Regions from separate parts of the Homo sapiens genome. Here region 2 is linked to region 1. Evidence: chromatin loops called from intact Hi-C (ENCODE). Cell type or tissue: dorsolateral prefrontal cortex. All regions are shown on one strand. Each heading gives the region's core, and the rest is flanking DNA. Links, peaks and the distances in the headings are about the cores only.

What was found. A loop is a pair of places that touch in the nucleus more often than their neighbours do. Peaks named below come from ENCODE experiments on the same cell type or tissue, not always from the same donor. Only the 100,000 strongest peaks of a DNase experiment are listed, where the experiment ranks them.
Region 2: it touches region 1 in a loop (2.8-fold over the local background); 4 of 110 quality-filtered maps call a loop at or near these places.

What each region holds. Positions count from the first base shown.
Region 1 is chr2:214,304,974-214,315,727 of GRCh38, reverse strand. The region is part of intron 15 of SPAG16 (sperm associated antigen 16); the gene reads right to left. Among named protein-coding and RNA genes, the nearest start is that of VWC2L, 100 kb to the left of the region's middle. In dorsolateral prefrontal cortex, for the core only: CTCF peaks have their summits at 4,963 and 5,188 (motif pointing left); no DNase peak of the experiment used is centred there.
Region 2 is chr2:214,569,494-214,580,247 of GRCh38, reverse strand. VWC2L (von Willebrand factor C domain containing 2 like) reads right to left here. Exons shown (of 4, transcript NM_001080500.4): 4 at 1,272-4,576. The coding sequence ends at 4,428. Among named protein-coding and RNA genes, the nearest start is that of VWC2L-IT1, 65 kb to the right of the region's middle. In dorsolateral prefrontal cortex, for the core only: a CTCF peak has its summit at 4,939; DNase peaks (open chromatin) are centred at 4,497 and 5,017; H3K4me3 peaks cover 1,773 bases; H3K27ac peaks cover 3,254 bases.

The sequences.
Region 1 (10,754 bases), core at 945-8,944:
AGACCCCAACTCTACAAAAAAATTAAAAATTAGCCAGGCATGATGGCGCACGCCTGTAGTCCCAGACACTCAGAGTACTGAGGTGGGAGGATCACCTGAGCCTGGCAGTTCAAGGTTGCAGGGAGCTGTTATTGTGCCACTGCACTCCAGCTTGAGTGACAGAGCAAGACCTTGTTTCAAAATAAATAAATAAATAAATAAATAAATAAATAAATAAATAAATAAAAAAGATGGGGCTGGAGGGGGGAAGAATAAATTCACCTGAAGCTAACCGAATTCTTTCCTTAGATAACCTCATATTCAAGATGAAATTTCTCATGCTTTTTCTTCCATCTGAATGCCAACACAGAACCTTTTAAATATTATAAATGGAGATTATAAGGGAACCAGCAGTAGCAAACATATTTAAATCAGTTAAATACATTTAGAAATAACAGTATTTATAAATTTGACAGTAGCCCTGGTTTTGAGAAATGTTGTTAACAGATGGAGGAAATAGGTGGTATGGGGCTATATTCTTTGGTGTCACTCAAGATGACACTGCAGTCTTCCTGTTCCCTGACTGCTCCACCCCTAATGCTCCCTGCCTCTGTGCTGATGCTTGCCTCAGTTAGCTGTTAATTCCTCTCTTGCTATTGAAAAACAGTGAAACAAAATAAATGAAACCAGGAATTGTGACTAGGATGTGATGGGCTCAGAAGCATTCATCCGTGCAATTATTTCATTAGAATTCTCTCATATTTTTCCAATTCCTTCTTTTTTTTTTTTAATACAGTATCATATTGGTTTAACCTTCTCCACTACCCATCAGGCTGAATGCAGTAGCTACTTTCTTGCTTCAACAGCATTCATTTTTTATTCTTTCCTCATGCATGAGTTACTCTTGTAGTGTTTTTAAAACAGCTTTCATTATAGTACCTTTCGCCCAACTATTTCTCTGGATGTTCAAGAATGTCTTCCATAATGTGAACCCACTTTTTTTAAACATTTCCAACTTATTACACCATGTGCATCCCCTAACTTAATCAATTACTTCTTTGGGTCTCCTGCCCATGCCTTTATTAAACTGTTCCACTTTATTGGAATATCCTCTTTTCTTACCTCCATTTATCCTAAAAGCAGTCATTCCAAATTCAACAAGGTATTTGAGAAGATGTTAAGTAACTTTCCTAAGGTTTCTCTAGTGAGTGATAAGGGTGGGATTCAAACCCACAGAGACTGACTGTAGGGTCTTTGCTCCTATTGCTGAATAAATATCAACACTGAAAATTCAGAATGAGACTTCATGATGTCATTCATGTTTTAGAACTTGGAAACAAGATTAAAGTTAGCACTTAGTATAAACTTGGGGTTTCCCAAAGCACTTTTAGAAATCCTATATAAGTAAATGTAACTCAATATTTGTGCTAATTGTCATCCATAAGTTTTAACACTAGGCAGCTACAACCATATTTACATAAATGGAACTAACTTATGAAAAAATATGTTAAGTATGTGAAAAATGATATTCATGGGATGGTAATAATTCCATTTCTAAGAAAGTATAACTCAAGGCAAAATTAAAATTATTTCCAGAAGCAACTGACCATGTGCATGCTGATTTTCAGTTCATCTAGTTTGTAGTAACAATGCAATGTTAGTCACTGAACCACAGAAAAATTGGAAATAAATACAAAATTATTAGGCCTAGATACAAATACAATGCTGCAAGTTGACAAATCAATAATGCTACTATTAAGTAGATTTATTTGGAATAATTACCAGTGCATAATCATATATTTTGAATTAGCAATAATCTCTTTAGAATACTTAGGAGTCATTTCAGGCAGCTAATAAAGATACGAGCCATTGTTTAGTTGTATAGAAGAAAAAAAGCGGTTAAAAATTAAAAACAAAAGAATAAAACATTAAATGTTATGCTGCCATTCAGTGCTCATGGTCATTATCCTGAATGTGGTATTTAGATCTGATTGTTCATTTCAGGACTTTTATTTTGGAAATAAAACCAAAGAACTTGGAGAAGAATATGGATAGAAGAATTGCAAAGAGGTCATGTGAAAAAAGAGAAAAATATAAAAATTATTTGTAGAAATACTTTAAACTAGTGAATGTTAATTAGTAGGAATTATAAAAACTTTTCAAACTAGATAATATTTATGCAATTCTTACTATGTGCCAGGGCAGTACACTGACCTATTTAAGCCTTACAAGGAGGTATAATGTTTGCATGTTTATGTCCTAATTTTACTAAAAATGAAATGGCAGCTTAGATAAATGTTCCCAAATATATCTTATCAACATTCTAGAATAAAATGAAAAGTAATCGAATCCTTGGGAGCACTCTGACACATGTAAATTAAAGATCCAGGGAAAAGAAAGTCCTTAAAATTAATGAAAAGTAATGTAACTTCACAAAGGTCCTTTCAGGAATGCACATAGTTTGGTAGATAGTAGTAGTATTGGTTGGAATAATTAGTATATATTGCAGCATTGACAAATATTTATGGTGATTTTCATTTTCTTAAAGATGACACTTAGGTAGGTAAATAATAATTTCAATTTCACTAAAGTAAATGTTTGATTTGACTTACCTGTTTTTTTTTAAAGTATTTTGTTTACTGAAAACAATTTTATCTATAGTTAAGTTGTTTAAAATTATGTAATGAAATATTCGCAGGTAGCTTTGTTGGTTTTCTTCCTGTCATCATTTTTTTAATACTAAATGAATTTTTGTTTATTTAGCTTTTAATGAAAAAAGGAGTTGTTGCCATTTTCCACTTCATTTTGACAGTGATAACCCTAACTTGAATGCTTTGTTAGCAGATCTCTCTCAATAGAAATGAGCTTAGATAATCTGCTTCAAAAAAAGCAAGAAAGGGAAAGTCCATTCAGAAATAGAGTACTAATTATATTACACTGTATGAGACTTTTTGCTTAGAATATCTAAATGATACTTCAGAAAAATAATTATAAATCACTGTTGTATTCTAAGGATAGACTCCTGCAAAAGCCAAAAAAATAACCCAATGCCTTGTGCTCCCCATACATAAGGTGATAAAAGATTATTAGTGTGAATGATCAACTTCCCATAAATCAAATCAACACAGCTCAGCAGGTTAGGGCACATGGAGGTCGATACATTGGTTTCTGTTTGTGAGAAGTGAGCATTTAGAGGATGATTAATCTGCTCTGGAATGTGCTAGACCTATACTAAATAATATACCAAGAACCCTATACACACAGCTCAAAGTCAGGTCCATGTACACCTTGAGAATATGAGCAAATTTACCCAGGATGAAAATTACTTTTTCCATAGCCATTGATGTTCAAATGATAAAAAGGATATAATGAGTTATCTTTACTCTGCATGAAACTAAAGTATACTTTGGTGCAGCAGGTACATTTACCAAGTGGTATTCAAGTGCATAAACTGAGAGATAATACAGCTCTAAAAATTACTAACTCACCCTGGGAGGGTTTTTCTTTTGTTTTTAATTTGGAAGACTCTGATATATAATTTTCAGTTTGAATTTAGAAGATTTATCATAACTGTTAAAAGATATGATTCATATCATTAAACACGATCATTTTCATCACAAAGGAAATGATTCACACACTAAAACCCATGTAAAATATTTTTTCTTTCTTTGAATAATTCCTCTTATTAGTGTGGAGATACTTTTATGCTTATAAATTTACAATTTTTCATTTTCAAATATACGCTGTCAGTATTAACTCATTTCATTTGATAAAGGTTTTTATTTTATTACTTCAAATAAAAAAAGAGTAAGGGTGTATGAGGGTGGGATCCACATCACTGACTCTAAGTATGCTATGTAGAGTGGGGCATACATTTCAGCCACAAAAGAGAGAGATTATCATTATTTCCTGGAGGAAATCACATTTTAAACTTAACTAACTAAAGGGAAACATTTAGAAAGTAAATTAGTTTTTTTCCCCAGACAGTTGACTAGAGATGTTGGATGCCATTTCTCCTCAGAAAGAAGATCAAATTTGCAGGTGAATAATCATGACCCAAGTGGAACTGAGGAAAGTGTGCTGAAACCTGTTGGAGAACCCATACAAAGAAGTTGGGATGCAGAAAAGGAAGGCAGCCAGAATCTGGCAGAGATTGACCCCAGAGGAAGTTAGAGTCCTGACAAAAGGTTACAATAGGGGGATCTCTTGCTCCTCTCACCTGTGTGACAGACTACTAACAGCCAAACTGTCGGGGTTCCCCTATCAATCAACCCAGAACAATGCTGTTTGTTGGTGGCAATTTGGGAACTTCCAGCAGGCACAGCACGAGGCAGCCATTTCCTCCATGTGTGCTCACACTCACACCAAACTCAGACTCAGGTGGCAGGGACCACACTGTTTGTGTATCTGTTATGGGTCATTAACCTACCCAGGGAACCTCAAAACCCACGGTGACTTTGGCAACTACAGAGGTCCATCAGGTCCCTGGGGAGCTGTGGGATCCCTAGAGGTATAGTCCTTCGAGTGTGCTGACCCTAGAGAGAGGGAGAGAGGGGGAATGCAGACTGCCAAAGCGCTCCTCGGAACAGAGGAAATGCAGGTAACAGTGCTGATCTCCAAAGGGGGCACTGTTCTGCCCTAGTGGATAGGTGACCCTAGTGGCCAGAAATGGATCTCCCACTGTCCCGTACACTGCTGCAGAGGTAGCCAAGGCCTTTCCTGTTGGAGGTTGCCGTAAGTGTCCTCCTTCCAGCATTTTTTGGGATAGCTGTGTCCTCAGTGAAGGTGTGCCCACTGCTTAGGCTTGTACATAGAACGGGGCTAATTTCTGCCTTTCTACACAGAGTGGCAGCATCACTGCAAAACAGTGTAAACCAACTAACTGCAGAGTCATCTGTTTGGTGTTGGGGGAAGAGGTTCTGCTGAAAGGTCATTTCATCAGTAGCCACCAGACAGGCATTTCTCACAGACCTAAGTTGCATTGTGGCCTGGAGATAAAGGACAGTGACTATCTGAACTGAAGGCCATGAACCCTGAGATAGGGGCATGATATGGAAGTGGATCATATTCCTGACTTCCCAGGATGGGGAGCTGGTGCAGCCCTCTCTTTACCACCCTGGAAACCTCAGTGCATCCCACCACAAACTCCCTCCATGAGCTTCATTAGGGCAGGTGCTTCCACACATCATCTCAATATCCAAAGGGAAACTGGCTCTGGCACCACCTACTGGAGACCAAACTTCACCAAAAACAAAACAAAAACCAAAACAAAACAAAAAGTGGCTGACAGAAGGACACAGTGCTAGGGAGGACATCAGCTACCTGAGATCCCTGTATTCCTGGCCTCCTAGAAGAGAGTGAATTGGCTCATATGCCCAATGTATAGCTACAACAAGCAGAATTTGAGAAAGCCACCACACAAAAGCTATCTATAACCAATGAATTCATACAGAGCCTCGGTTGTCTAAAAGCACCCAGAAGCCAAATGATCATACAAAATATGTACTACAGTCACACCTTCAAGGGAGGAAAAAATAAATATAAAGTCCCTTGCAAACAATAGCAATTTCAAAAAAAAAAAAAGAAAGAAAGAAAATGACGGTTTCTTTAGAAGAGAAGGAATCAGCTCAGTAACTCCAGCAGTGTAAAAAGAGTGCTTTGACACCTCCAAAAGATCACACTACTTCTATGGCAATGGATCCTCAATAGAATGAAAATTTGAAAATGACAGATAAAAAATTAGAAATATAGACTATAAGGAAGCTCAATGAGATCCAAGAGAAAGTTGAAAACCAACAAAAAATAAACCAGCCAACATCACCTCTAGTGCAACAGCACAGTCTCCAGCAGGACACCCCACAACCTGCTGTCCCAGCTGCTGCCTTGCCTCTACCACTGTGGTGAATGCTCTCAGGGAGGTAGGAACCCCTGTATCCACTTGCACTTTGCTGCAGCTGCCACACTTTGGTTCCCCCGGCAAAGTGAACTCCAAACCTCAAGGTTCAAACCAGAGAACAAAGTTGGGGCCCAATAGAAGTCCCCCAGAATTATAGTACACAGTCCAAAGGTTGAGAGCTGAGTGTTGGCCCCCTAAAATCTCCCAGAAATGAAGCTAGTCAGCTGACTCCACCTTATAACACAATCAAACCCTCATGGTCATCAAATAGGATAAAAGAAAAAAAAAACCTATCCAAAGGTCAGCAACCTCAAAGATTGAAGGTAGATAGGCCCACAAACATGAGAAAGAATCAGCACAAGAATACTAAAAACTCAAAAAGTCAGAGTACCTTCTTTTCTCCAAATGATTGCATCACCTCTTCAGAGAGGGTTTAAAGCCAGGCTGAGGCTGAGATGGCTGAAATGACAGAAGTAGAATTTAGAATTTGAATGGAAAGGAAGTACACTGAGCTATAGGAGTACATTGTAACCCAGTGCGAGGAAGCTAAAAATAATGATAAAACATTATGGGAGATGACAGACAAAATGACCAGTATAGAGAAGAACATAGCCACCCTGACAGAACTTAAAAACAAGAATTTCATAATGCAATTACAAAAGTATTAATAGCAGAATAGGCCAAGTGGAGTAAAGAATCTCAAAGCTTGAAGCCTGGCTTTCTTAAATAAGACAGGTAGAGAAGACTAGAGAAAAAAAGAATGAAAAGGAATGAACAAAACCTCTGAGACATATGGGATTATGTAAATAGACCAAATGTACAATGTCTTGGTGTACCTGAAAGAGATGGGGAGAATGAAACCAATTGGGAAAACATATTTCAGGATATCATCCATGAGGATTTCCTCAACCTAGCTAGACAGGGCAACACTTAAATTCAGGAAACGCAGAGAACCTCAGTAAGACACTCCACAAGAAGATCATCCCCAAGACATATAATCTTCATATGCTCCAAGGTCAAAATAAAAAAACAAAATGTTAAAGGCAGCTGGAGGGAAAGTCCACATCACCTACAAAGAGAAGCCCCTGACTAATAATGGACATCTCAGCTGAAACTCTACAAGCCAGAAGAGAATGGGGGCCAATATTCAACATTCTTAAAAAAAAAAGAATTTCCAAACCAGAATTTTATATCTGGCCAAACTAAGCTTCATAAGCAAAGGAGAAATAACATCCTCTTCAGACAAGCAAATGCTGAGGGAATTGTTACCACCAGACCTGCCCTACAAAAGCACCTAAAGGAAGCATTAAAGATGGATAGAAAAGATTGTTACCAGCCACTACAAATACACACTTAAGTACACAGACCAGTGACACTATAAAGCAACCACATAAACAAATCTGCAAAATAATCATCTAACACCATAATGAGAGTCAAATCCACACATACCAATACTAACCTTAAATGTAAATGGACTAAATGCCCTAATTAAAAGACATAGAGTGGCAAGCTGGATAAAGAGCCAAGACCCAATGGTATTCTGTCTTCAATAGATCCGTCTCACATGCAGTGACCCAAATAGGCTCAAAATAAAGGGATAGAGAAAAACCTACCAAGAAAATGGAAAACAGACAAAAGGAGGAGTTGCAATCCTAATTTTAGACAAAACAGACTTTAAACCAACAAAGATCAAAAAGGACACAGAAGGGCATTACATAATGGTAAAGGGTTAAACTCAACAAGAAGAGCTAACTATCCTAAATATATATGCACCCAACACAGGAGGACCCAGATTCATAAAGCACATTCTTAGGGACCTTCAATGAGACATAGACTCCCATACAGTAATAGTGGGAGACATCAATACCCCATTGATGATATTAGACAGATAATTGAGACAGAAAATTAACAAAGATATTCAGGAACTGAACTCAGCACTGGATCAAATGTACCTGATAGATATCTACATAACTCTCCACACAGAAACAACAGATATACATTCTTTTCATTGCAACATGGCACATACTGTAAAATACATAATTGGAAGTAAAACACTCCTCAGAAAATGCAAAAGAACTGTAATCATAGCAACCACTCTCTCAGACCATAGCACAATCAAATTAGAAATCAAGATTAAGAAATTTGCTCAAAAAGATACAATTACATGGAAATTGAATAACCTGCTCCTGAATGACTTTTGGGTAAATAATGAAATTAAGATAGAAGTCAAGAAGTTCTTTGAGACTAATGAGAACAAAGATACAACATATCAGAATCTCTGGGACACAGCTAAGGCAGTGTTAAGAGGGAAATTTATAGCACTAAATACCCACATCAAAAAGTTAGAAAGAAAGATCTCAAGTTAACAACCTGACATCACAACTACAAGAACTAGAGAAACAAGGGCAAACAAATCCTAAAGCTAGCTGAAGACAAGAAAGAACCAGAATCAGAGCTGAACTGAAGGAGATTGAGATATGAAAAACCATTCAAAAGATCAATGAACCAGGAGCTGTTTTTTTGGAAAAAATTAATAAAATAGATAGATAGACTGCTAGCTAGACTAATAAAGATGAAAAGAGAGAAGAGCAAATAATCACAATCAGAAACAAAAAAGGGGGATATTACCATTGACCCCACAGAAATACAAAGAAACATCAGAGAACATTACGAACACCTCTATGCACATAAACTAGAAAATGTAGAAGAAATGGATAAATTCCTGGACATATACCTCTTCCCGAGACTGAGCCAGGAAGAAACTGAATCCCTGAACAGACCAATAATGAGCTCTGAAATCAAGGCAACAATAAATAACCTACTAACCAAAAAAATCCCAGAACTAGACGGATTCACACCTGAATTCTACCAGATGTACAAAGAAGAGCTAGTGCCATTCCTACTGAAACCACTCCAAAAAACTGAGGGGAGGGACTCCCCCCTAATTCATTCTATGAGGCCACCATCATCCTGATCCCAAAGCCTGTCAGGGATACAATAACAAAAACAAAACAAAACAAAAAACAAAACTTCAGGCCAATATCCCTGATGAATATTGATACAAAAATCCTAAACAAATACTGGCAATCTAGCAGCACATCAGGAAGTTTGTCCACCAAGATCAAGTCAGCATTATCCCTGAGATGCATGCAAGTTCAACACACACAAATTAAGAAACTGTGATTTATCACATAAACAGAACTAAAGACAAAAACTTGATTATCTCAACAGATGCAGAAAAGGCTTTCAATAAAACTCAACATCCATCCATGCTAAAAACTCTCCAATAAACGAGGTATTGAAGACACATACCTCAAAATAATAAAATCCATCTATTACACACCCACAGCCAACATCATACTGAATGAGCAAAAGCTGGAAGCATTCCTTTTGAAAATTGGCACAATATAAGGATGCCCTCTCTCACTATGCCTATTCAACATAGTATTGGAAGTTCTGGCCAGGGCAGTCAGGGAAGAGAAAGAAATAAAGGCATGCAAATAGGAAGAGGGGAAGTCAAATTATCTCTATTTGCAGACAACATGATTCTATATCTAGAAAATCCCAGAGTCTCAGCCCCAAAGCTTCTTTGACAAATAAACAACTTCAGCAAAGTCTCAGGATGCCCAATCAATGTGCAAAATTCACTATCATTCCAATACACCAACAACAGTCAAAGAAAGAGCCAAATCAGGAACAAACTCCCATTCACAATTGCCACAAAATGAATAAAATGCCTAGGAATACAGCTTATTAGGGAGGTGAAAGATCTTTATATGAAGAACTACAAAACACTGCTCTAAGAAATCAGAGATGACACAAACAAATGGAAAAACATTCCATGATCATGGATAGAAAGAATCAATATCATTAAAATGGTCATACTGCCCAAAGCAATTTATAAATTAAATGCTATTCCTATCATACTACCAATGACATTCTTCAAAGAACTAGAAAAAAAAAACTATTTTAAAATTCAGATAGAACCAAAAAAGAGCCCAAATTGACAAGGAAATCCAAAGCAAAAAGAACAAAGCTGGAGGCATCATGCTACCAGATTTCAAACTATACTTCAGGGCTATGGTAACCAAAACAGCATGGTTCTGGTAAAAGAATAGACACATAGAGCAGTGGAACAGAATCAAGAACCAAGAAATAAGACTGAACAGCTACAACTATCTGATCTTTGAAAACATGACAAAAACAAGCAATAAGGAAAAGGTTTCCTATTCAATAAATGGTGCTAGGATAACTGGTGAGGCATATACAGAAGATTGAAACTGAATCCCTTCCTTATAGTATATACAAAAATTAATTCAAGATACATTAAAGACTTAAATGTAAAACCCAAAACTATAAAATCCAAGGAAGAGAGCCTAGGCAATACCATTAAGGACATAGGCACAGGCAAAGATTTCATGATGAAGACACCAAAAGCAATTGCAACAAAATGAAAAAGTTGACAAATGGGATCTAATTAAACTAAAGAGATTCTGCACAGCAAAAGAAAATTATCAACAAAGATAACAGAAAACCTACAGAATGGGAGAAAATTTTTGCAAACTGCATCTGACAAAGGTCTAATAACAAGAGTCTACAAGAAACTTAAATTTACAGGCAAGAAACAAAGAACTCCATTAAAAAATGAGCAACGGATATGAACAGGCACTTTTCAAAAGAAAACATACATGCAGCTAACGAACATATGAAAAAAAGTTCAACATCACTGATCATTAGATAAATGCAAATCAAATCCACAAGAGATACCATCTCACACCAGTCAGAATGGCTATGATTGAAAAGTCAAATAATAACAGATTCTGGTGAGGTTGTGGAGAGAAAGGAACACTTACTCATGGTGGATGGGAGTGTAAAACAG
Region 2 (10,754 bases), core at 861-8,860, 260 kb before region 1:
AAATGTCACTTTTCTTAGATGATTACTGCAAATTGTAAGGGTAAAATCATACGATGCTTGATATTTGGTTAAAATAACTTAAGAGGGATTGGGCACAGTGGCTCACACTTGTAATCCCAGCACACTGGGAGGCCACAGCAAGCAGATTTCTTGAGCCCAGGAGTTTGAGACCAGCCTGGGCAACATGGCGAAACCCTATCTCTACAAAAAAATTAGCCAGGCCTGATATATCTGTAGTCCTAGCTACTTGAGAGGCTGAGGTGGGAGGATCATCTGAGCCAGGGAGGTCAAGGCTGCAGTGAGCTGTAATCGCACCGCTGCACTACAGCCTGTGTGACTGAGTGAGACCCTGTCTCAAAAAAAAAAAAAAAAAAAAAAAAAAGAAAAAAAGACTTAAGGGGGGTAAAGAATAAAGGAAGTATTATACGGAGGGCATTATATTAAGTGAAATAAGCCATACCAGAATGAAAACTACTGCATGATCTCACTGTTATATGCAAGCTTATTAGATTCTTGATTTGTAATTTAGGAATAATATTACCTCTTTAAAGGGGTTGCATGAGAATTAAGTGTGATGATATAAGTAAATTTCAAGTCATAGTCTCTGGCATGTAAGCGTTAAATGAACTGTAGGTAGTAGCATTGGTTATTTAATAAACATTTGTTGGATTGTTAAAAAAATTCACAAAATCTTGATCACTGTTGAATCTGGGCAATGGGTAAATGGAGGTTCTTGATGCTATTTTCTTTATATATGTTTGAAAACTTTTATAATAAAGAATTCCTGCTTTGCTACTTACTAGCCTGTGACTTTGGGCAAAGCATTTAGCCTCTTTATATTCCGGTTTCCTCAAGAACAAAGCAGAAATGACAAGAGTTCCTCTCTCATAGGTGTGCTGTGTGGATTGAATACAATCCTGTGGGCACAGAGCTTAGTACGGGGCCTGGCTCAGAGCCAGCACTCAATAATTATAGATTATCGTTAGCATAGTATATGGATCTGGGGTCAGGAAAAGACTTTTCCTATCACTTACCCTGTCACTGCTGGCTTATTTGAGCCTCCTCTCGGATCCCCAAGTCAGCAATGCCTTGCGTTATGAAAAATGAAAATGTGTGCAGGCAAATGCAAAAGCTAATGCTTCATTCTAATTGAATACAGCTCTAATGACACATGTACTTTCAAATGATAGAAGTAACCGAGAATTAGTCATTAAATAATGAGGGTAGGGAGAAAGGAGAAATGTGGGAAGGAAAATATACCACAAACAATGTTTGCTGGTTAACACACTTTATATTTAACAAAATAATTTTTTAATAATATATTCTTTTACACATCAAATATTGTTGCTAGAATCCCCTTTTTACAGTTTAGTGTTTAGGTTTTTTTTTTTTCTCACTAGTTTTCAGGCACGCCATTTTTCAAAGATTTTAGAAACTGAATCGTTTTTAATAGGCATCAGCTGACAAACAAGATGTTGATCCCTTATTTTAACATAGCTGTTGTTAAAGCCGAGAACCAAAGGCGGAGGAGAAATAGGAGTACAGAGATGACAGTGTGGCTGCAAACAAAGACTTCACAAGAAACAAACAACAGATGAGACCAGAGCTCTGTTGTTCAGAGTCTGGAAAGAATTTCTCAATGACCTGGGTAGAAGGAAGTTGTAAAATGTTTATCAGTTTATGAGAAATTGTCACAGTATAGGTTCATCTCTCCCTAAAGGGGGAAAAATGTCAGTGCTACAAAATCTTAAAGGAAACAGCCTGCAGTGAAACTTTGAGAAAAAGAAAATCCAACAACAACAAAACCAACCATAAAAATCCCTCTCTCTAGCTGGTTATCAGAGGCCACAGAACAGCCTGCTTTCTGCAAACTCTCTGAAGAGAGATCCTTAATGGATGTCCCATTCAATTCTAGTAAATTCTTGCTGTGACTCTCGCTGTGCCAATGCTTTGATGCAAAATTTCTGCACTTCAGCTTCCCAGTTGTACTCTCTTTCTGTTTTCTAAAAAAGGACATAGTAACTCCTTAATAATAGATAAGGTACTATGCTGCATGGCTCTATTAATGATATTTTCTGAGTTTCAAACCTTATTCCTGTCATTTATTATTATTATTTCTTTCCAAGAGTGTGGATTTTTGAAGTTGGCAACAGGCAACCTCGGGGCAAAGAAAGCTCTATAATACATCTCTGTCTAGACATAAGCTAAAGTGTGGAATTCCTTTACTTTTGAGTGCAGACATAAATCATGCAGCATTGCTCATGAATGATTCATGACTGTCTATATGATGTATCCATGGTGGCAAATGAAAGGCACCAACCTTGCTGCAAATTGGTGTTCTAAGGGAAGGTGGCTTGATGCTCTTCCTCGGGATGGTGCCGGCATGGCTATTTGTATCATAACGCAAGCACAGTGTGCATAAGAATGTCAGGTCTGACTCGTCAGCACGTTAATTTTGGAAATGACAACTCTTTCTTGATGACAGCAGATGCTTCCAGGGAGGAGAGGCTGACAATTTTAAATGAAAAACCAGTTGACAAGACTCAAAAAAATATGTTTCCTGAGGGTGGGCCTATAGCATTAGAAGCCTCACTCTCTATGGAGAAGACTGACCCCTTGGAAATGCTGACTGTGTATGTCCCATAGGGATCAGAAGCTCACAAAAGCCACAGGTGCTGCTAGAGCTTGCCTACTGTGTCCCCTGCCAGAAACCACTCTATACTGATTATTCTAGACCACTGGTTCTCAACGAGGTGAAATTAGGCCCCTCACTCCCACTCCTTAGGGACATTAGGCAATGTCTGGAGAAATTTGGTTGTCACCAGTTGCTGGGATGTTGCTAGTGGATAGAGGCCAGTGATGGTGCTAAACATCCTAAAAGCACACAGGACAGCCCCCACCAACGAATAATGATCTGGCCCCAAATGTCAATCCTACTAAGATTGAGACACCTTGCTCTAGAATATGGCTCTCCACAGGAGCTATGGCAAAGCCCAGGTTGGGGGAGCAGAAAAAGAAAGAACATTGATAATAAAGACAACTGTAAAGTCTCTTCAAGGACCCTATCAGATCTGTGCCAGGGTTTTTAGGGCAGGAGCATGGAATAAGCGACTAACTATGCCATGTGGTTTCAGAATTGTTAATTTTGCACTTGAATCGAGGTGGCATCAGATACCCTGTGTGTTTTGTTTTTTCTGTTACTATACTAGCAGCATTACCAGGGCAACCTAGAGACTCTTCAAAGGTTCACTTTAATTTTTCAGTATCTAATATATACATTTTAAAAAATGTTCAACAAATGGAATTGTATTGTGCAAGACTCACTCTACCCTAATCTTTAATTTAAATCAGCACTTGAGGTGGAAAGGGTGTCCTGAATCTGTGTTTCAGACATAGGGCTGAGTGGTTGTTACTACAACATGGCAAACACAGTCCCGAACCACAAAAACTGCCAGTGTGTACTACTGACTTTTAGCCAAATCTGAACTCAAAAGCCAGAGATGTTCATAAGGATTTGGATTCACAGTGGGTTTTCTCACCCTGGTTCTGGTATTTATATTGCCTGATGACAGTGAGTTTAGAGTGTGTTTAGCTACAAACCAAACTCAAATTTCACATCATGAAAAAGTCTGATGATTAATGCTACAATTTTAAAGATCTGTCTCTCTTTGGATTCTTTAGTTGAGCTTATGGTGTTCTTTACGTAATAGATTTTGATTGGCAGTTTCGAGGTTTTCCATATGAAATGTGTGGTTTGTAAGAATTAAATTGTGAGCCCCCACGTAATGGACAAAGTACTTGTTCCCAACCCTGTCCAGCAATAGGCCCGTCTATGTGCCCACCCCTCTTTCCTTAGTCTACAGGGCATGATTCACCCTAGGGGAGCAATTGACTGGATGCTCTTGTGTTTCCCAGCTCGGGAAAGATATTTCCCCTGACATTCCTTTACCAAACTTTTTTTTTTACACAACTCAAAACTTTACTGTGCAGTCAAATTTAGCCCCTTAGACTCTAAAAGTGAAAAAACAAATATTACAGGAGAACAATGCCATGTACAATGTACAGAAGAGTAAAAATGAAGTAAACCAGGGGACAGTGAGCTGGTAGGTCAGAGGCATTACCAGGGAAGGAGCCTGTGCAAGGCTATTTCTTTCTTTTTGTTCCAGCAATCCAGTCGTCAAGTCACCATCAAGCATTGGTAAATACAAAAGCGATTTAGATAGCTATATACTATATATATTTTATATAGCAAGAGAGAAAGAAATTTCCTCTTAGGAAAATATTCACTTTTGTCAACCCTAGAAAGTTTTGCTGGTGACCCTGTTGTAGCTGGCAGGAGTTTGTTTGTTTTGTTTTGTGTTAAACATGTGCAGTGTTGAAGCCATAGCATCCTTTCCTAAGAACTCATCATTGGGTGGAAGTTTGTCCTACACAGTCTGCTTGCCTTGGCATTCACGTTTCGAACACTGAGCAGGCTTCCACCAGTCCCCGTTGTGACAATGACAGATGTTACATTCGTCCACTTTCACTTCAATGCCAGCTGGAATTATCGTCGTTCCTGCAAAGCAGTTTGGACCTGAAACACACAGATACATTGATTAGTTGATTAAATCTGAGAGGCTCCCTTTCTCCCCACCATCCAAACCCAAGCCCCAAAGCCATAAATGAGTAAGTCAGACTACTCTACTGACTTATCATCAAGGAATTTTCTAGCCATCTCCTTGAAATTCAAAGTTGCAACTCTGCTACCTTTTGCACACAGCTCATATTTCCCGTGTATATTGTGAACTTAAATAAAAAGAGACAATCTTCAAAAAAAATCGTATTTTCTGCTTCCTGAGTACATGCAGTTTTCTAAATTTAGGTTCTGTGGGTTAAACTGTATTTGTTTTGTCCTCTGAGGTGTAAAGGCTGCCAGCGTATGCTCTGAAACACGAGGGAGGGCTGACATGGTCGGCCTCAGATGGTGGCACCCTTGGCCTGTCCTTCTCTTTTCCTGTGGTGGGTATGAGACAATAAACTCGCTCGTTCCCCAGTTTCAGTGCCTCCCCAGCCCAGTTCCTGGAATCCCCAGCTTGTTTCTTGATAACAATGAATAATTCATGACCAGATGATTTATTCATGTCCTGAACAAGCTTTGTTAGAGGTTCATTTGATTTTTATAAATGGACTTCCTTTAATCTGCTGGCTCTTTTTTTTTTTTTTTTTTTTTTAAAGAATGACCCAAAATAGTGGGCTTTTGAAAGTCAGCAGGAATTTTATTTTACTTTTTGACATTCAAAAGCCTTATTGAAAATGTCCCCTGCTCATTATAGATGAATGTTGAAAAAATTCACCAATTTCAGGTTTTTAAAAATTTTTTCTGTCTTTCCCTCCTTTTTCTTACTTTCCCCTTATTTTCTTGCATTTTTTGACCTTCCCAACGTAGGAATATCAGTGTTCAGTGTTAGTTGTTATTACTATAGTTCCCAAATTCAAATGGAAAAAAAAATTGCTTCCCAAAGTGCACTGGATTATAGTAGGATGGTACAAATTGTTCTTTCTTTGAAGCAATTTGGTATTAAGTCTCTGAGGTACACATTTGGGTAAAGAGAGAGAATGTTGAGTTGTGTCTACCAGTGATTTATTAACCTGGCATTATTGGCCACTCACCATAACCACTACAAAGTAACATGGCAATGCATATCAGTATCAGTGCCCTACTTTCACTTTCTTACCCCCTTGATAAGCAAGACTGTCTTTACCATCAAATAAATGAAATCTGGGGCTATGTGTAGTTCCGCTTCATATTTGGAGTCTTGCTTTTTATAAAATTATAATTAATTACAACATATACTTATCAACACAAGGCTATTCAATATGTTATGGTTTTAATTGCCCATTGTTTCAGAGCTCCCAGACCTCAATAGTGCATACACTTACCAGTGGTGGAGTTCCTATGCCTTTCTTCACTCTGTAACACAAACACTTGGCATGTGCTCAAGCGTGAAGAGCCATGCAGAGCAGGAGGGAAATAAGGGTCAGCTCTGACAAACAGCTAGCAAGCTGTCAGCCTTCACCCAGAAGGGTGCTTCTTGTTCATTTTGTTGTTGTTGTTATTGTTTTTGAGATGGAGTCTCACTCTGTCACCTAGACTGGAGTGCAGTGGCGCAATCTTGGCTCACTGCAACTTCTGCCTCCAGGACTTGAGCAATTCTCCTGCCTCAGCCTCCCAGGTAGCTGGGACTACAGGCAAGCGCCATCACACCTGGCTAATTTTTTGTATTTTTAGTAGAGATGAGGTTTCACCATGTTGGGCAGACTGGTCTCGAATTCCTGACCTCAGGCGATCCACCTGCCTTGGCCTACCAAAGTGCTGGGATTACAGGTGTGAGCCACCACGCCTGGCCTTGTTCTGATTCTATGATTCTAAGCCACTGGCCATCCTTATTGCTGATTATTTAAGGGCTACAATATTAATTCCATAGGTCTTGGGATTTAAGTCATTGTTCGATAGATTGGACTGCCTTTGGGTCTACAGCTCCCTGGGAAAATTCAACACTAAACCACGAATTTGTTCTGGACTCAGAACTGAGGGAGTCTTCAGAGAACTTGGCAGAGAGGTTTTTCCAGAATGTAGCTCATTCTCCTGGGGCCGTTGTTGACAGACCTCTCTCAGCCCAGCCAGTTCTAGGCCAAACAGGGTCTTGCCAGGGCCAACCTAGCTTTAATAATCATACTAGAGTGAACTACCACCTATTTGCCTGGAGTCAAACCGGAGGAGGCAGTGGTTCCTCTTGCCACCTGTCCCCTTGTAACCAAGTCTGTTTACCCCAATTGTATACTTTTAACTTTTCCACATGGGAAAATAAAATTCTAAATAGTGGTTTTAAAAGAAGTCCCTGAACCAGGCAAGATATTATCCAGTAAGAGTTTTCCCAGCTTCTTGAGAAGATTTGGATATTCGACAGTCAGAAGAATCTTAACCGTGTGAGCGTGCGTATGTGTGTATGTGTGTGTGTGTGTATGTGTATGTGTAGAGACATGCTACTGGCTCACGGGAGGCTGGGTAATATCAGTGGCACAATAAGAGAAACAGGCAGGGAGGAATCTTTGTGAAAAGAGAATTCTTACAAATTTCTATGCTTATCCTGAAGGGATATTTTACTAGAGCTCTGGTTTTCATATCCACCCCTTTCTGCATATGCTGGTATCGTACTACGGTCAGTGTGTATTTGACTAACCTCTATACACCATTTCTTAAGAGTCATTTAGAATTTGCTGCACTCTCAGCTCAAGAAATATTAATGACTGTATATTGATTGACAGAATGCAAAGAAAGATCTTTGCACGTGCCAGGCCTAACCAAAGGCACTTCTGTAAATCATATGGTAAGCTCTTACCTCTACCTGATGGCCAGAGGTATTTTACAGAATCAAAAATTCCTGTTTGATCTCATTAGCTTTAGTAGTACAGTGATTTTTTATTAGTACCTGTCTGAGAACCTTAGGTGTAACTACAGAAGTCTCAAGTTTGCTGTTAATAGTCTTATCTGCTTAAAAGTAATTTAGATAATTGTCAGGCAGAATGGTTGGCACTATTTAAAATGATTCTGGTTTTAGCCCTTCTTCCTTAATAGTGGTGACAGTAAATGCAAATTTGATTTGAGCATATGAAAGCCCACCATGAGTTCTTTACATAGGAAATCTACCCTTCTATCTACTGTCTACCTTGTATTTGGGGACTGATTTCTTTTTGTCTTGGTCGAAATAAGGGAATACGTTTCTTAAAAGAGTGAATTCAATGGCAAAGCAACGTATTTTAATGCAGAGGATTTGGAGAGACTCCAGAGGGGAGCAATGAAAATGATTAAACTGAAGGCTGGCAAATAGGACCTCTGAGAAAAGGTTAAGGGGATTGGAATTATTTAATCTAGAAAGAGAAGATGGAGGAATAACTCAATAACTCTCAAAGAATGAAGGCTTATTATGTAAAAAATGGTGAACAACTGTTCTCTCCTCCTTCTGGGGTCTAGAATAAGAGAAAATGGAGACATATTGATTCTCAATGAATTGAACACACTTACACATCATGTGAATTCTTCAGAGGACTGAGAACTGAATGTAGTAGTTGCCAGCAATGTGGTGAGGGCCTCTCTTTTAGTGATCTTTAAGAATATAGGAGGTAGGCTGGTTGTGGTGGCTTACACCTGTAATCCCAGCACTTTAGGAGGCTGAGGCAGGAGGATCACTTGAGCCCAGGAGTTTGAGACCAGCCTGGGCAACATAGTGAGACCTTGTCTCTACCAAAAACAGAAAGCCAGGAGTGGTGGTGTGCACCTGTTGTCCCAGATACTGGGGAGGCTGACTGTGGAGAATTGCTTGAGCCCAGGAGGTCGAGGCTGCAGTGAGCTAAGGTTGTGTCAGTGCACTCCAGCCTGGGCAATACAGGGAGCCCCTGAATCGAGAGAGAGAGAGAATGAATATGAATGAAAGAAAGAGAGAATATGAATGAAAGAATGTGAATGAAAGAATGAAAGAGAATGAGAGAGAATATCGGTCTTATCTGTCAGGTATGGTTTAAGTTGTCAGATCCTTGAAGACAGGAACTGAAGGTTTGTTATTTCTTATGGTCCAGGTCTACTACTGTGTCTGACAAATATTAGGAAAGTATAAATTTGTTTAACTGAATGAAATAGTATAAACTAATTATATATTGGAAGTGAACTTATTTTCTGAACTTAGGAATCAGGCTTTATATATCAAGCCTAGTGTTAGTATTAAATATATAGGAGTATTTGATAATGAATGAAAACACATGGTGATAATTTCTTGAACATTTACTTCAAGCCAGGAATTTGTCTCGTTTAATTATTACAACAAACCACATAAAAAGTGCATGTTCTTATCTTCAGGACACTGAACCTCACAGATAAAAAGTAACTTGCCAGAAATCACACATCCAGGAAATGGCATCAATGGGATATGAATTCATATCTCTCTGAAATAGAGGATGCTTCTAATAGCCCAGGAAAAGAGACAGGTAGCTAGGAGTGCATTACTGTATTCCTTTGCCCGGATCCTGAGCTTCTGATCAGAATTTAGAAGTCTAGTTGGTTTTTGTGTTTGCATACTGAGGCAAGAAATTTGATGTGGCTAGAAACAAGTGAGATTGTTTTTCTATAGGTCTTTATCAGGTTTACTGGTTTTATATTGTGTATTTATATAGTCTTCAGAAAACATAATTTATTTTAAAACTAAAGGAAATTTCTCTTGGAGAAGATGCTTGGGCAGTTAGACTTCCCTTTTGACAGCAGTGAAGTTCTCACTGCTGCTGGACATAGACCAACCAAAAAGCAGAATTAAAGTGGCCCATAACTCAGGAGACCTGGGAGGTTCTATGACTTATCAGCTCAAGTGCTCTGTAACCCCCACACAAATGGGGGCCTAAGTGGTCTAGTCTCAGGATTCATATTTGTGAAAATGTGATAAAATTGGAGATGGAATCTTTTACTGGGAGTTGGAGCTAGGAGCAAAGAGGAAAAGGTAGGAAAATTCACACATGAAAACTTTTTTTTTTTAAATGAAACACCTAAGTAATTTTCCCTGCCGGGCATGGTGGCTCACGCCTGTAATCCCAGCACTTTAGGAGGTCAAGGTGGGTGGATTGCTTGAGCTGGAGTTTGAGACCAGCCTGGGCAACATGGCAAAACCCCATCACTATGAAAAATGCAAAGAATTAGCTGGGCATGGTGGTGCACCCCTGCAGTCCCAGCTACTTGGGAGGCTGAGGCAGAAGGATCTCTTGAGCCCAGGAAGTTGAGGCTACAGTGAATTAAGATCACGCCATGGCATTCCAGCTTGGGTGACAAAGTGAGACCCTATCTCGAATAATAATAATTTTCCACATTCTGTTTTTCTTTGAGCACATATTTTGCACATCTATAAAATGAAAACTGGTTGGTAAACATTTTTCCACAGTAGGAATCATTCAAAAGAAATCTTACAAGGAAGAACAATATGAGAAATATATAACAGCAGAGTTGCTCTGGTGAGGTGGCTGTGGAGAGCCCAGGGCTCTATCCTTTCAGCCCCTTTTTATTCCATCTTCTCACCTCAACCTCCTCAAGATAGACCATAAAGCACCTTCCAGTGTATCTAGTAATCAGAGAAAAAGCATTTAAAATGATCTTTTCCAGTTTCAATCATCCAGGATTCTACAAAACCAGCAGAAAATTGAAGGGTCTCTGTCATATTTGTGGTATTAAGAGCTGAGCAGTTTTTTTTTCCTGGTAAGCCCTGAAATTTCCCCATAAAAAGGTGCATAAAAATTGGATGGAAAAGGAAGTTGATAGCCACCCTGGTTACACCTCTTCCAGTCTGTGTTTACTTACGATGTTAAGCATTAAACATCACATGATTGCATTAAGGGGAGTAAATATATAACCTGAAGTAAGTGCTCTAAAGGAGAGGATCACAGAGCTGTGGAAGGTTGTAGCAGAGAGCCTGACCTAGACTATGGAAAGGCTGGGTGTGTGTCGGGGTGCAGATGAGGAGCCATTGAGTGGCTGTAGAAGGCTAATGGGGTTGAAGTGATGAGTGAGGCATAACATGATGATGTCAGTGAAGTGGCCAGGAAGACAAGTTGGGACAGTTATGTACTGGAGCTGGTGCCTCATATTGGCTTGCGAGAGCAAATAGTTAACTCTTCAGGAATCTTATAACGTCATTGACACTATTTTGATAGCTTGAAACTGGCCATGGTGGGTGTTTTTA